Regions from separate parts of the Homo sapiens genome. Here region 1 is linked to region 2. The links are chromatin loops, found by intact Hi-C in ENCODE. Cell type or tissue: PC-3. All regions are shown on one strand.

The links. Hi-C counts contacts between places; a loop is a spot of excess contacts. Peaks named below come from ENCODE experiments on the same cell type or tissue, not always from the same donor. Only the 100,000 strongest peaks of a DNase experiment are listed, where the experiment ranks them.
Region 1: it touches region 2 in a loop (7-fold over the local background); 7 of 110 quality-filtered maps call a loop at or near these places.

Annotation. Positions count from the first base shown.
Region 1 is chr4:65,003,823-65,011,822 of GRCh38, reverse strand. It overlaps LINC02232 (long intergenic non-protein coding RNA 2232), which reads left to right and starts at 7,323. Exons shown (of 7, transcript NR_033976.1): 1 at 7,323-7,420. In PC-3, CTCF peaks have their summits at 3,576 and 3,779 (motif pointing left); a DNase peak (open chromatin) is centred at 3,802.
Region 2 is chr4:66,684,563-66,692,562 of GRCh38, reverse strand. No RefSeq gene overlaps it. Among named protein-coding and RNA genes, the nearest start is that of MIR1269A, 410 kb to the right of the region's middle. In PC-3, CTCF peaks have their summits at 1,270 (motif pointing right) and 3,688 (motif pointing right); no DNase peak of the experiment used is centred here.

The sequences.
Region 1 (8,000 bases), 1.7 Mb after region 2:
TGACAATTTAATCATATATTAGCCTGTAACATAATTTGTTGAGAAAAATATAGTTTAGAGAAAAGAAACAATTAACTACATGTATTTTCTTAGACAATAATTATTCTATTTAATATACAATATGCCATATCATAGTATTATGTTAGAAAAATAACTTCAGAAGTACACATGTATAATATTGTATGCTTATGTGACCACTGTGGTATTTAAGATATTATATAAAATCTCAACTGGAAGTCATCAGGTGAATAGTTCAGGCTAACTTTCCTTTATCTTTTTATTGATGTAGGTAAATTATTACATTAGTAAAACAAAACAAAGCAAACACTTGTATCTCTTTGGCTTTGAACTTTTCCAGATTACACATTAACAAAGTATATGCTATAGAATCAAGAAACATCACTGTCATTCATACTCATTAAAGAGAATATAAAGAATGGGAAACACGATGTTAAAGGTTTGCACTGAAAGTTAAAAAAAAAAAAAAGCACACTAATTCAGAATTGAGGTCTTCCGAATAATTATAATTGAAATTCATTATGTAGGACATATATCAGGCAGCAATCAACTAGGTTTTCTGACTTAATAAGTTTGTTTAATGAAAATATGGAGAATAAATTGGGGGGAAAAGTTCAAGAATTGTTTTTACCTCATTATAAATGTCCATCAATATGGCTTTAAAATGTTTATCTTTCACACAGGTGACAAAATTAATCTTTCATAGTTTGATGGAATTTTTATCTCATTGCTTTTTCTCAATTGGCAGTAAGCACTGATAATGTAGAATTGAACACTTGTACAATGCTACCCTTTGATGAAAATTTTGTCCTTTTTCTCTGACATTATTTTTTTCTGAACCAGTTTCTCTTGAAAAATCAATAACCATAGCACATTCATTGATTTTTTTCCTTATCAATAGCACCAACTCTCTGATTCAAAATATACAAGTACTCTTTATTGCTCTCCATTATTCAAAATGTTCATTTAATTACATTTGCCATGTTCTTTAATATAGTTTACTTTAAACTAACTTTACATACAATTATCAAAAGTTTAAATGTAAGACACACCATATAGTTACCTTGTACCACAAAATTATCAAGATCTAAATCTTGTTTTTCTTTTCTTTTTAAGTACACTTGCTCATTTAGTTGGTGACACTTCAAGATAATCCTCAAATGTAATCAGGCAGATGCACTGTAATTCTTAAAAATAAGTTAGAACAAAACAATTAATGCAACAAAATAAAAGCAAAAATGAAGAATGATAAACTAAAATGTACCTTAGCCAAAATAGACATCATCCATAATAAAGTTATAATACCCAGATTTCTTTATTAAACTCCCATATTTCCATAATTCTTTTATTTTTACTGGTTCTCAACTTTGAATTCTTTCCGCAGTGCCATTTCTTATGTTCTTCAGTGGATTCTTAATGCATCTTGTTCTGACATACAGATATTGACTTCACTATTCTCAACTCCATGAACACAACCTGACATTTCTCTGCTTCTCTAATGATCATTTCCTTCAGGCTTCTGATTTTTATTTTACAACCCCCACCTTTGAACCTTCTTCTTCCTTTGACTCCTTTTCTGCCTCATTGACTAATTATTATTATTATTATTATTATATTATTTTGAGATGGAATCTTGCTCTGTTGCCCAGGCTGGAGTGCAGTGGCTCAATCTTGGCTCACTGCAACCTCCTCCTCCTGTGTTCAGACGATTTTCCTGCCTCAGCCTCCCAAACAGCTGGGATTACAGGTGCATGCCACCACGACTGGCTAATTTTTGTGTTTTTAGTAGAGACAGGGTTTCACCACGTTGGCCAGGCTGACCAACAAGTGATTCGCCCACCTCGAACTCCCAAAGTGCTGGGATTACAGGCATGAGCCACCGCACCCAGCCTAATTTTTTTCTTTTTCCAATGCTTAGCTGTGATGGTGAGGAATATGAAGTTGGGAGAGTTGGGTGTGGTATTAAAATTTTTATTAAGAAAACAAAAACATTTATTGAATTAAAATTATAGCTCAATTACAGCTCAACATATTTATTTATTTTGTAACATACTTTTCTTTGAGTTGTAATTCTTCGTCCAAATCTGATATTTATAAAGGGCTTAAAACATGATTATCATATATTTTACAATATGTCCTACTTCTTGTGATTTACTTACCTGTATTTTGCCAGATGATCAATAAAATTACTTTTAAAAATATCACTTGCAGATCTTGCAAAACAGTTGTCTAGTCAGAATTTGTCTGGTTGCAAATGGCAGGAACCCAAATAAACTAACTGAAGCAGAAAATGGTGTTTATAGGAAAGATCCTATATGAAATCACAGAATTAACAGAAGATAAGCAGGTATCATCTGCAGGGACTTCAGTGACTGAAACTGCAGATTAAATACCATCAGCATACTGCCCCCCTCGTCAATTTTTCTCTCCTTGGCTAAATCCTTTCCCACTGCAGTTTTCTTTCTTTCTCTCTCCAAGTTCTAATAGATTACATTCTAAGGAAGGATTGTGATTGGCCTGGATTGAGTCATAAGTCTACTCTTAATTGTTCTGCTTAGAGGCATAGGGAAATATGGTTGACCGGGTCTAGGCTACAGGTCCAGCTCCATAAATTATCAAAGCACCGGACTGGAACTCCCTCATAATATGGTTTAAGTGGGGAAGAAAATATTTCTTTAAAAGGATGGAGAAGTATCTGTTACCACAAAAAAAGTGAAATAGTGCTGGGAAGATAGAACCCAATTAAGAAGACCATAATATTTTGAATTTTAAGAAGCCCTTTTTTTAGTAGACCATAAGTGATTACAGTAAAAAAAAACATTTAGAGAAAAAAGAAAGGAAATAATGAAAATGGGTAACAGAATTGTTCTTATTATCTTATGTATTCATTAGGCTGGGGACAGCTCTCTGAAAATAGGAATAAATAGTGGCTCCTCGATAAACACCTTCTTGCCTACAGCATGTGTGACTGCAAACACATTCCCACTTCAACTAATCCAAGACGAGAAGGATGACAAAATAAGGTATCATAGATTCATTGCCAAAATCATGACTTTCTGTATTAAAAACTTCATAGCATGCCTCTTTCTGTATCTCTATTTCTACTTAACGGTGAAACTTTGGAATATCATGAATTCTTGAGCATGACAATAGCTTTGTGAAAGCTTCTACAGAACACAAAGGAGTTGATGAGATACTCTTCGGATACTTTTACAGATTTGTAGATTCTGACGAATTTTACTAAAAAGATTATAGTTCAAAACGGAAGTATACATGGGAAATATGAATTTATATGTGCAATCATACAAGTGATTCTTCCTCTTTATAATTAAAAACGTACATGAAAAGATCCAGAATTATAATTTTAAATTCAGAGCACTACCTTCGTTAGACTCAATATAGATTGTGATGAACCTTCCCTTTCAACGTAATGTGCTTTTGTAAGACAATAAGAAATGATTATATATACATGAGGTTTCCTTCCCTTTTCAGTAAAGATATTTCTCTTCAAAATGTTGACATGATATTCAACAAATCTTGGATAGCTTGTATCATTCAGGCACCTAAAACAAGCTCATTTTGTCTTGTTTGTACAATGTATGAAATCTAAAATTTACTCAGAATTTGTTTAACCTTAAGATATATCACATGGAAAAGAAAAGGTAAAATAATTCCCCAACGTACACGAAAAAAACATATTCTTAAAAAAAGAAAAAAATTGCAGGAGGGGTATTATTTGTAATAATACTACACTGCCACCTTGTGGAGTGACTGACTGAAAACCAGTCAAATAAATGTCACTGCCCGGTTTTCACCCCTAGAGGCTCAAACATGTCTCTTGAGGATTCAGGTAGGGGCTGTTATGTAAGTAATTTATAAATAACCACATAAATGGATACATTTTAGTAGCAGACTACATTGCTCATGAATAAACTTGTTATAAACAAATAGCCAATTATAACTAATTTCTTTATAGATATATTTATTTTTAAAAATGATTACATGGTATGAAGTACATTTTACCTGGAAAACAGAAAATATGGAATTCAAGTCCTGCCTCTGCCATTACTAGCTGTTTATATTAAGGTTTTATAGCCCCAATTTTTATTTTTCAGAGAGAATTATGCTTACATTGTATTTTAAAACATCATTTCTTGTATGTATAATTCTCCATTTGTCATTCTGTGAGACATCCTTTGAAAAAAATTTTTTCACATGCCAACTATTTTCTAGGCAATATACCCGATGCTTGGAAATTGATGAGGAAATAAAAACAAGCATGATATGGTATTATCTGTTTATGATGCTTAGTGAAAAGTCTAGTAAAATGTCAGTCAAATTTAATTACAGTAAAATTTTGATATTTAGTAAAGGCTTAATCCCCCAGTTAATAATAAGAATTATATATTTATTTCAAGGTCTGATTGTACTACTTACAATCATAAACCATGAGACAATTATGTAGAGTATCAGCAGATTATTTTAATTTCTTTTTCAAAAAATAATATATTTCTAAAACAATTGAAGTTATATAAACATTGGAAACAAAATGGGCTCTGTAAAATGTAAATTTTTTGTTTGTTTGTTTGTTTTGTTTTTTTAAGATGGAGTCTTGCTCTGTCACCAGGCTGGAGTGCAGTGGCGCAATCTCAGTTCACTGCAAACTCTGCCTCCTGGGTTTCAGCTATTCTCCTGCCTCAGCCTCCTGAGTAGCTGGGATTACAGGAGACTGCCACCACGCCTGACTAATTTTTGTATTTTTAGTAGAGAAGGGGTTTCACCAAGTTGGCCAAGATTGTCTCAATCTCTTGACCTTGTGATCCACCCACCTCGGCCTCCCAAAGTGCTGGGATTACAGGCGTGAGCCACTGCGCCTGGCTGTAAAATATAAATTTTGACAAGCAAAATTTTACTACAATGTAATTATGCAGCTAGATTTTCCTGGGAAGGGAAAATGTTTCACTAAATTTATATTCTTTCTGCATTCTTAATTATTTCAATATAACTAATATTATATTTACATGGAAATTCATTAGATTATTTCTATTTGTGCTTAGAAGTGAAACATTCAAAATACATTATGATTACATTTTTAGCCCACTTATAATATCAGATTTGGAAGAATTACTAATTTTTTAATTAAATCTTAATAGAGTTACTACCCTAATACTACAATGTCATAGATTAATGATCACGTATTACGTGTGTGTGTGTGTGTGTGTGTGTGTATGATTTGTGTTTCAATATACGTATTTCAAAGTGTCATTCATCCAAATATCTACCTCTTTTGTGCTAGCTACTTAGGGCCATTCACTTTCATTTTTATTTTTCTACTAAATAATTGCAGAATATCATGAGGGTATCTATGTGATGGACCTTCCATATCACCTTTTTCTCATTCGCTGGTTGACATTAATAATTAACATGATTATTTTCCTTGCTAATTATCTCATATTGTTTCACCTTCTCTCTTCCCAAAAGAATATAAGGCAGCTTTAAACAATTGACCAGAAATATATGCAAATTGAAACCCATTGTCGATCTCCAATAATTGTGTTCTATAATGATAGGTTAAGCTATTTAGTCCATATCACTTATAGTAATTCATGGCTAATACGTGTTTAAGGATTATTCTTGTCATACTGTATTATGTATCTAAATGTACTTTTCTACTTCAGAACGTACAGTGAAGTGAAATATAATTGTGCAAAAGAAGCTGTCAAAAATACAAATAAGAGAGAACTATTAAACCAAAAAAACATAGAGACATGATTCCAAATTCTAAGTTTATGAAAAGACTTGGGGGATGATACCTTATTTATCTATCAAGAAACATTTGAAAAATATTTGAATAAAGTATAACAAAAATAAGAATAACCAGTTATTTCTATCATTCATGATATTTCAAATAAATGTTGTTTCACTGTCCCCTTTCTAGAAGCATGGGCCTTAATGATTTGCAGAAGGACAGGTGTCCAGATGGCCTTTGCTGACCCAGTTCTTCTCCTCCTTGGTTACAATTATCAGACATTCCAAGAGGAACATTCTGAGATAAAGAGGAAATATGTGATACAGCCCAGTTTGTGTCCTCATTTCTCCCAGCATATGATGTTCTACAGTGCTTCAGCACAGTGACTCAGCTGGGGACTAGGGTATAAAACCCAGAGCAAAGTGCTTTTGGAGTCCCTCAGCAGCAGAGTTACATGGAGCACATGGTGATGAGACTCCATCTGCCCTGGGCAGTTGTACTGAACCTTGGAGAACTAACTCACTGTAGACCCAAGGCTTCTGTGTATACCTGCTGCCTATGTATGACTTCGCCTGACTTATGAGAGTGTTCTTTCTGACCATACCATACCTAAGAACCTTTGCTATGTTCCTTTTGGTAATGTATTTATTTGCTTACCGCCTCCTTCACAAAAAAAGTTTCTAGGCATCAACTATATGCCACACAGGTTTCAGGTACTAGCTGTTTAACGGTGAGCAAGATGACAATAGCCCCTGCTTTTATGGAGATTACGGTCAGTCAGGAAGCAAATAAACTAAAATGCATAAATGCTGTGACAGGATAGATAATACAGGTGAATACAATAGGACATATCTTAACCTAGAAGGGCAAATAAGGCATCCTGAAAGAAGTAGCCATTAAGTTATGCCAGAAAGATACCTGAGAATTATCTAGACTAAAAATAGAAATGGGAAATATTTCAAGAAGAGGTATTAGCATATAAGTCTTGGAGGCCAAGAAGAATTAGTTGGATTCAAGAAATTAAAAGGTAAGTGAGTATTGCTGGAGATTAAAGTGGAGGGGTGAAGTGACAAGAGGTGAATGTGGATACATGGGCAGGAGATAGTGAAGAAGGGTCCTGAAAATATAATGAAAAGTTTGAACATTATACCAAACACAACTTGAAAGCCCTGACGTGATTCACTTTTCATGTTAGAGGAGCCACTCACCATCATTGTTGTAGACTATATTGGATAGTTGAAAACCGGAGGGAGGCAAAACAAGCAGATGATGGGAAAAGGTCGAAGCAAGAGGCGATAGTGACCTAAACTCAAATGATCGTGGTGGAGATAGAGAAAAGACGGGGGTTCCCTGTGTGGACAGGTCATGGTGCAATTATCAGAGTCAGAGATTGCTGTGAGAGGAGGAAGTTTGTGGAGTTAGATGGGCATAGAGTAGAACATGAGCTAGTTCAGTTTTGGATGTGTTGAGATTTTGATAGGGCCAACCAACAAATATATTAGGCTGGAAGTTTGAAAAACAAAATGTATCTGTACTTTCTCTTTCTCTCTACAGAGAAATCATGGGAAAAACTGCCCATTTCTGTTTTGTCCACTTTGCTTTGGGAAGTGAGAGCTATAGTCATTATCACCACATCCCCTGGCATCCAATTCCGTAAGTACTGTGAATTCCACTGGCTCTTAATTCTTGAAACTTTTGGTGAACTACAGATTTTCTGGTCTGTGACCAAGGCTGTATACCAGAGAGGAAAGTCTGGGAAGAGAGAATGTAATCATTGATGAAGAAGTTTTTAGTTAATATACAAAATATACTTTTAATCTTCAGACAAAATTGGCATTTTTAAAATCACTGTAGAGATTTATTGATCCATAGAAGTTTTGCTACCATTAATATTTATAACTCGGAATGACAATGTCAAAGTCAATAGATACAGTCAACCACATCCAATAGCAATAACATTAGCTCGACGAAGTTTAATATAAAATCTTAAACAATTTTTAAATTGATTTAGTCTGAAAGTAAAAGATTTTATTTTTGAAGAGTGTCGTAAATGCAAGTTGTAGTATTTCTGGAAGTATAAGGCAAATGGTTTTTTCAAAGAAAAACATTTTTTTTTTCCGGAGGCATGTTTGAGTGATAGAAATTGAGAAAATGAACAGTATTAAAGTGTCATAATTTCTTGATTTTTTTCATGCATTTTAATTAGTGACTATTGCAGATATGTACTTCAGCA
Region 2 (8,000 bases):
CTTTGTAGTCTGGCTTCTTCAGCAAGGTTTATATTATTGTCTCTTCCATAAAGTTAGATGTTTTTTGATTTGGGCTTGGCATGAAATAAAATCTGGCTCCAATGTTACTTACACTCTAGAGCCAAACAGTATTCGACTAACCCAGTGTCTCTGTCTTATGTTCTATCTCAAATTCCTGATTGATTGAATCAGGTGACTACTCCTGGTTGAGTTAACGTCAGTCCTTGGAGTACATAGGACAGCCCCTTTCAGACTGTAGATAAAGTAGATGTTTTAAAAACAAGGGTATACATGAGGATGGCACCACTGGCATGTATGGTACATAATATTCCAAAACAAAACAAATGGGTAAGAATATTTTAGGTAAATAGATAATGAGCTTAATTTTTAGTATCTTAATTTTAATAAGCCCTTATGTTACCAAAGTAGAAGGGGATATAGTACAACAAGACATTGCAAAAGGTCAGATTCTCTCCAAAGTGGACTCTGAGGTGAAGGTTTGCATGCAGACAAATTATCAGGGAATACCCTTGGGATCAAAATATACTAAGGGGTTGGAGGAAGTAAAGTTATGCAATTGAAGTATTGAACTGAGGTACATTTTCAAAATAGACCTTACCCCATCTCAGGAAAGCTCTGGATTTGGAATGGCTCTTCGGAATTGTCCAATATTGCCAATAATAAGTTAGACCTTTGTATTTCTATATTCAGAAGTTGTTGGAGGCAGGCTTCCCCAGGGAGCAAGTATGACCTGGGACAAAGCAGATTTTTTCTAATGAATGTAATTCTTGGAAAGAATTTAGATGAGAGCTACAACACTCCAAGCAGCTGGGCGAATTAGTTCCTCAGTCCTCAAAGAGGGATCTCAATGGCACAGCCCAGCATCTACTCTAGATACTTATCATTTTTGAGGTTTAAAGATTTAGAGTTGGTAAACAGGATCATGTAGACAGTAGGTGAAACCATAAATTGAAATTATAGATGGAGATAATATACATTGAACACCTAGGATCAGAGAGGTCTGGGTAGCTCCAACATCAAAAGAGCGAAAGAAGAGTAACAAATACTGAGAAGGAACCAAAGTGGGTAAATCAAGAGACTGTACAGGTACCAGATGTCAAGTGCTATGGTCTGAATGTGTCTCCCAAAATTCATGTGTTGCAAACTTAATAGCCAATGCAACAACGTTGGGAGGTGAAACCTCTTTTAGGAGGTGTTTGGTTTATCAGATCTCAGCCATGTGAAGATACAGCGTAACTCCCTGCAGAGGGAGCAGCTTTCAAATTGCTATCTTGGAAGCAGAGCTGCTATCACCAGACACCAAACTTGTCAGCACCTTGATCTTTGACTTCCCAGCCTTTAGAACCACGAGAAAATAAGGCTCATTTCTTTATAAATTACCCAGTCTCCGTTTTTTGTTTGTTTGCTTCTTTTTTGTTTTTGTTTTTGTTATAGCAGTACAAGCAAACAAAGGCATGAAGTAAAGAGAGGGAAAAAACCCACAACACTAAGACTTAAAGGAACAAACCAGAATACTTTTCCTGGACCCTGCCCTCACATTCCTGACTCCATGACTATATTGATGTTTCTCAAGAACATGCTGAAAGCTTTCTCTATATCTCTACTTGTTAATATCCAATTATTCTTTGTCAATTCATTCAAATGTTATCTTTTTATGGAATCATCTCTAATCATTTTAACAAAATGGTGATATGCCTCTTTTCAAACTATCAACAATATTATTTTCTCATTCTCAATACTCTTTATTTTTTGGTTTTCTATTATATTTAGTTCTTTTATTTTGTCACTTCTCATCTGAGGTTGAAAACTTTTTGATGACCTGAGGCTAATATGCGTATTACCTTGAAATCTACTGCAGAGTCTTGCAGAATTCTCCCATACTTAGCAGGTATTTAGTATGTTTGTGTTACGATGTGAGGGAAAGAGAGTAAAATGGTCTTTCAGAGAGCCTGAGGGTGGGTAGTAAGAAAGTTAGGTGGTGCTAACAAAACTGTCCTACTGGAGTTTATAATGAGGACTGCTTCTGCTAGTTGTGTTGATTTTTGCATGAGCAGTGTGAGAAAACAACATTTTAGTAAGATTAGCTATGGTTTATTGGTTTACAAGCTTCTAACGTAAATGATTAGGTTTTCATCGAATTAACTGCTTATAAATGTCATAAATGGCTTGTTTTAGCATCAGTAGATGGAGCCTCACTTTGAGACAAAATTGCCAAGCTTATTCAGTCACAAGGTATCTTCAGTATTTTATAATTTCCCATGTATAGAATGGGAATTTCAAGTTAAATGTTAGACTTGGTTTTAAAATGTTTCCTCTTACTATGTTATTTTATAATAGAAGATATTTTAAGATCATCATAGGAAAACTGGCAACAATGCCATGGGAAATATGATTCATTTTTCTTTTTTTATTTCACCTTAACAATTTCCAAATACAGTATTTAATTCCGGCTCTGATTTTAGTAAGCTCTTAGCTAAAACTCAGGTTTTACAGGTTTCTTACATGGTTTTATTCCTAATTTAAATGACGAGTAAATATTTGTTAGGCTTTGATTTTCGTAGGTCAGCAACTTTATCAATCATGTTTTCAAAATAATTTATCAAACATAAAAGTAAATACTACTGAAATAATTTTAAATGAAACTTTACCCTGAAATATTTTGCATCTTTCATTTCTCTAGTGCCAACTAATAAATAATTATAACTTTTAAATCTTTTAAAATAATATCTTCACTAGCTTGATATGGTAGAACATTTTTCCTTGTGATATACTGTAAGTTAGGAAGGCCTCCTGTTTCTTTAGAAACCTAATTACTTTGAATGAAATCTCATAATGTAGAGCCTAAATTGTTACATAAAATTAAGATAAAATTCTAAGAGACAATGTTGCCTAAGAAAAATCATGAACGGTGATAAAATTATATGTTCAAAGTATTTTTACTTGAAGGCCATACATAAAAAACTGTGATGCCTAAAGATAGGAAATGTTAATCTAGCAAAGGGAAATGTGAGATGATACGAAAAGGCATTGGAAAGGCCCAGAGCAGGGCAGTATTTGAAATGGTCAAGAATCACTTGGGAACCAAATAAAAATGTACCTTACTTGTCATCATTCCCAGATATCCTGAGTCAGATTTGGGGACAAAGATGCTTTTAGCAAACATCTCTGGCAATTCTGCTAGATATAGTAACTGTATATTACCAGTATGTATTATTTTAGACCTTTTCAAGATGTATTCAATTTCACTTGTCACTTCTTATATTCAGTAAATACTAAGTTAAGAAAAGTTGATTAACTTTTAATAGACATACATTTGGATTAATGACTTCTTTGGTTAAAAGCACTCCACAAAAATATAGTTACAAGTAACTAAAATAAAGTGAAATATTTCTTTTTCTCATCTGAGAATTTCATATGTTATTACATTTTGTTAAGGTTTGTTTTTGCTTGCTTGTTTGTTTTTATAAAGAATAGAGAACAGAGTTTGACTTGGACTTGTGCAATAATAAACCAAAGTGTAAACATCGAGGCTATTAAATAATCTAAATAATGAAATAATGGAAAACAGTATACAGATTTTGCATGATGACAAAAGAAATCCATATACAGATCTGGATAGCTGAGACAGTCTACATGACTTTTTCTATGTTCATACGAATCACTAGAGGGCATCGTATGCTATACTTTTTAACAATTACATATCACAGAACTGTTTGTAGATACAGAGGAGTATCTACCTACCTAGTGACATCTTAAGGCTTTTCTCTTTAATTTTTGTAAAACTCAAGTAGACATGGCTATTATTCCCTGAAAGTCATGCACACAATCATAAAAATATAAAATCTAGAAAGTAATAAAAAATGGACTCATTTTTATTTTTTTTAATCTCTCAAACATTTGCATCAATGACTGGAGGGTAGCACAATCGCTTTTTTTTCTGTACTGAGTGCCCCACCAATATAGCTTGTTTTGTTTCGTTTTTTTTCCTATACCTTGTATTACATGGGCTCATCTCATCACTGCTTAGGCTTAAAAAACAAGAAGGGGTGAGCATGGTGGCTCATGCCTGTAATCTCAGCACTTTGGGAGGCCACAATGGGAAGATTGCTTGAAGTGAGGAGTTCAAGACCAGTATGTGCAGCAAAGTGAGACACCCCCTCATCTCTACAAAAAAAATAAAAAAAAAATTAAAAATTAAAATGAAAAGGAGAAAGAAAGTTTCAAATGGGAGTCAGTAATTGACAACCTCTTCTACTGGAATTAAGGGAAAAGAAAGCAACACTTTTTAGTAATTGCAATTCTGATTTTCATACTTCAGAGTAAATTTTTAAAAATACTTTTGTATCTAAACACTGCTTTTATTGTATGTGTGTTCTCATTATAAAATGCTATAAATATATTTAGAAAGAAAGTTGGTTAGAATAATGAGTGAATGAATTTAAAAATAAGTGAATTTAATTATCAATTTTCTGTCCCCTCAAAATTAAAAAATACAACAACCAAAAATGTCAAACTAAAATGGGGGAAAGATACAAGATATGAAGGCAGAGAAACTGAACATAGTAAAAACAGAACTGCATGTTTTCAACTGCAACATTTTATTCTAAAACAGGCAAAGTTTATCTTTCATTATATATTCTAACTTTGCTGCCTCAAATACAGCAGATGGATAGTTATAATTATCAGTTAATTTTTAAGCACTTACTATGTGCTAGATAAAATATTTTATCTTTATTATCTCATTTAACGCTCACAATGCATTTATGGAATGGGAGCTATCATCACATACATTTTATCCATGTGTAAATTGAGACTTTATAGGTTGTAGTTTGTTGAGAAGCTAGGCACAAATCCAAGTGTTGAGTCTGGAGCCTGCAATCTTAACTACTGTGCTTTACTGCCTTCCACGGAAAAGGATATCTCAGTAGGAGAATAATAAAACAATTAGGTATTTCCACCCAAATACAGGCATATAAATTTCACATTTATTCAAAGTTGTTAATTCCCTCTCATTTCATTGGTCTAAAAGTCTTCATGGGAACATTATGCAGGTCCACATTGCTTGTATAACTTGTGGAAGAATTGAAACATTTATATGTGCACAACTAATCTGGCTTATTTTAAAAACAGTAAACCAGGGTCCAATTTCAATCTAAGAAGCATATGAGCACATTTTAGAGTTGGGTAATATATACTGAAATAAATCTATTTTACGGTGTTTAGGTAAACACTGGTGGCCTTTAAAGAAAGTTGTTGTTACTTTTACGCAAGGTTAGTGATAGAATTATGTTTTTATCCATTCATTGAATATTTTGTAAACACCTCTTCTTGAAGGCATTTATGAAGGCTAGAGAAAATATAAAGCATTATTCCAGCCCTAAAACAATTGAATAATTAGTCTCTTCTTTACCTTTCTTTTGGTATTCTGGAATTACATTTCCCCTTTTTAGAGTTAACACACTAAACAATGAAATGTATTGAGTGAAAAATGTATTGAGTGAAAAATACAAACACCAACATCTCTGAGGTGCTGGTAGATCTTCTGAGGTGTGTTTAATTAATTCTGACTCCTAGGAATTTTGTATTTATTGAAATTTATCCAAATACTTATTCCATTAAATCAGCTTAAGTAGATTGGCATTGTCAATAATTTTTTGCTCTTAGATATGAAATTTCCATTTTCCATTTTCTGGTTTTCAAAGAACTTCTTGCTCCCAAATTTCATGTGATAGCTAATAGTATCCTTTCTAATAATTTAATTGTACATGTTAGTCATTAAAAATTATTTCAGAATTGTATTATTTCATTCAGCCTATTCTTTTGCCACCATGCAGCTGAGTCAGTATAGTTCTTTTTCTTATTACAATTATTCAACTTAATAAAATGCATGGCTTTCTTATTCCTATTTCTTTTTTTTTTTTTTGCTTTTTAAAATCAAGTTTGAAAATATGTCGCATAGATAAACAAAGAATTTTAAAGTAAAAACTAAGAAGATTTACAGTAAATAATCACAATATAAACCCTAAGTGCCCCAGGGTGTTTGTGGCACAGGCAAGAGAAAATTTGTCACCATGATAATTTTCATTGAGAAAATTTATTGTTTTTGGTTTTCAAATATTCTCAATACATAATATGTGTTTAGTCATGGTTCTGTATTTAAAATCTCTTCTCATATTAAATATTTTTAAAAATGATTATACATATGTCTGCATTTTATAGTAATAGTGGGCATTTGAGAAAATGATAAATGGATGAGATGAAGCAGTAAGATTTAAAAACAAGAATGAGTTAAATATAAAACTTAAAAACTGACTTTTTCACAGGATAATATTAATAATGAAAGAAAACATTTGAGAAAGGTGAAGAGTACAGGAAAAATTATGAGTTAAGTAAAAGAAAACATTTGTCTTCGGGAGAAATGAAAACTAATTAGGAAAATATAAAATCAAGAAAAATATGACAGAAGGCATGCTGATCAGTTTTGTTTGTTTTTTTATTTATTTATTGACACAGAGTCACACTCTGTCACCCAGGCTGGAGTGCAGTGGTGCAATCTCGGCTCACTGCAAACTCTGCCTCCTGGGTTCAAGCGATTGTCCTGCTTCGGTATCTTGAGTAGCTGAGACTACAGGAGTGCGCCACCACGCCTGGCTAATTTTTGTATTTTTGTAGAGACTGGGTTTCATCATGTTGGCCAGGCTGGTCTCGAACTCCTGAACGCAGATGATCCACCTGCCTCGGCCTCCCAAAGTGCTGTGATTACAGGTATCAGCCACTGTACACAACCCTGATCCATTTTAGTTTCAGTTTTGTTTTTTTTTTAATCATTGAAAACCTTTTAACTTACACATATTGTCAAGCTCTGCTAGGCAGAATCCACCAATTTTTCACTTTCTCGAAATGGAATAGTCCTTGAAATATTTCTTATACCACTAGGGTGCCATTCAGTAAATTGCTTCTTCATAAGCACTAAATTGCACACTAATGTCTTGAGAAAGAAAGTAATCTACTCCCTCAGATTATAAATGTTATCTCATTAGTTCTAAAAACATACCTATGAGGATGGAAAATGGAAATGGGAAATAGTTCTATGATTTTAGAGGTTGAACGATTGAGACACTGAACATAGAACATCAGAATTACCAATATTCCAAATTAACGAGCTCCCAATATAAAATCTAATGTTGATCTACTTAATAAGAAATGTAAAATTTAGCTATCTGCATGCCTATGTTTGCAAAGCATGTACTAGGTGTTATGAAATATTTATGACATCAATAATCTTTTTTCAATTTGTAATGGCAAGGATTGTTTTGTTGTTGTTAGTAACGGACAAATGAAAGAAATTGCAAATGAATAAAATGAGACACTAGCATATTTCAATAAAAAGTGGGTGAAGAAGTGAAACAAAGGTTCACTTTTTTTCAGCAAGGTAATATTAATCTTAAAACAAAACATATGACAGATGAAGGGAACAAAAGGAATTTATGATTTTGAACAAGTTTGTTTTACAGAATTACCTTTCATCTTTGCACTTAAAATTTTCTTTAAAATTTCCCACTTTCTGGCTATATTTATTTCCTGCAACTTCATTTATGAATAATTTCAGGGATTTTACACTTTTTATGACTCAGTCTTTTCTATTGCTTATTTGCTATTCTCTGCCTGGCAAGACAGAACACACATAGGTAAGTCTTTGAGGACGGGAGCCTTTAGGCAGTCACAAGGTTTCACTGTGGAAACAGTGATATTATTGGAAGCCATTGAAAGCCATGCTGAAACCTGGGCTGTCTTGGCCTCTTAAGGCCTTATTGGGTCACCTTATTCTGCTGACCCTAACCCTGACTCCTGCTGATACAGCTTTACTATGTCAAGGTCAGTATTTTAAAGCAAAATTATCTAATGCTATTTCTCCAAAGTGTTTCAGTCTTGGCATTTGCATGTCCAGTCAATTATCTCTGGTTTTCTATTTTCTTACT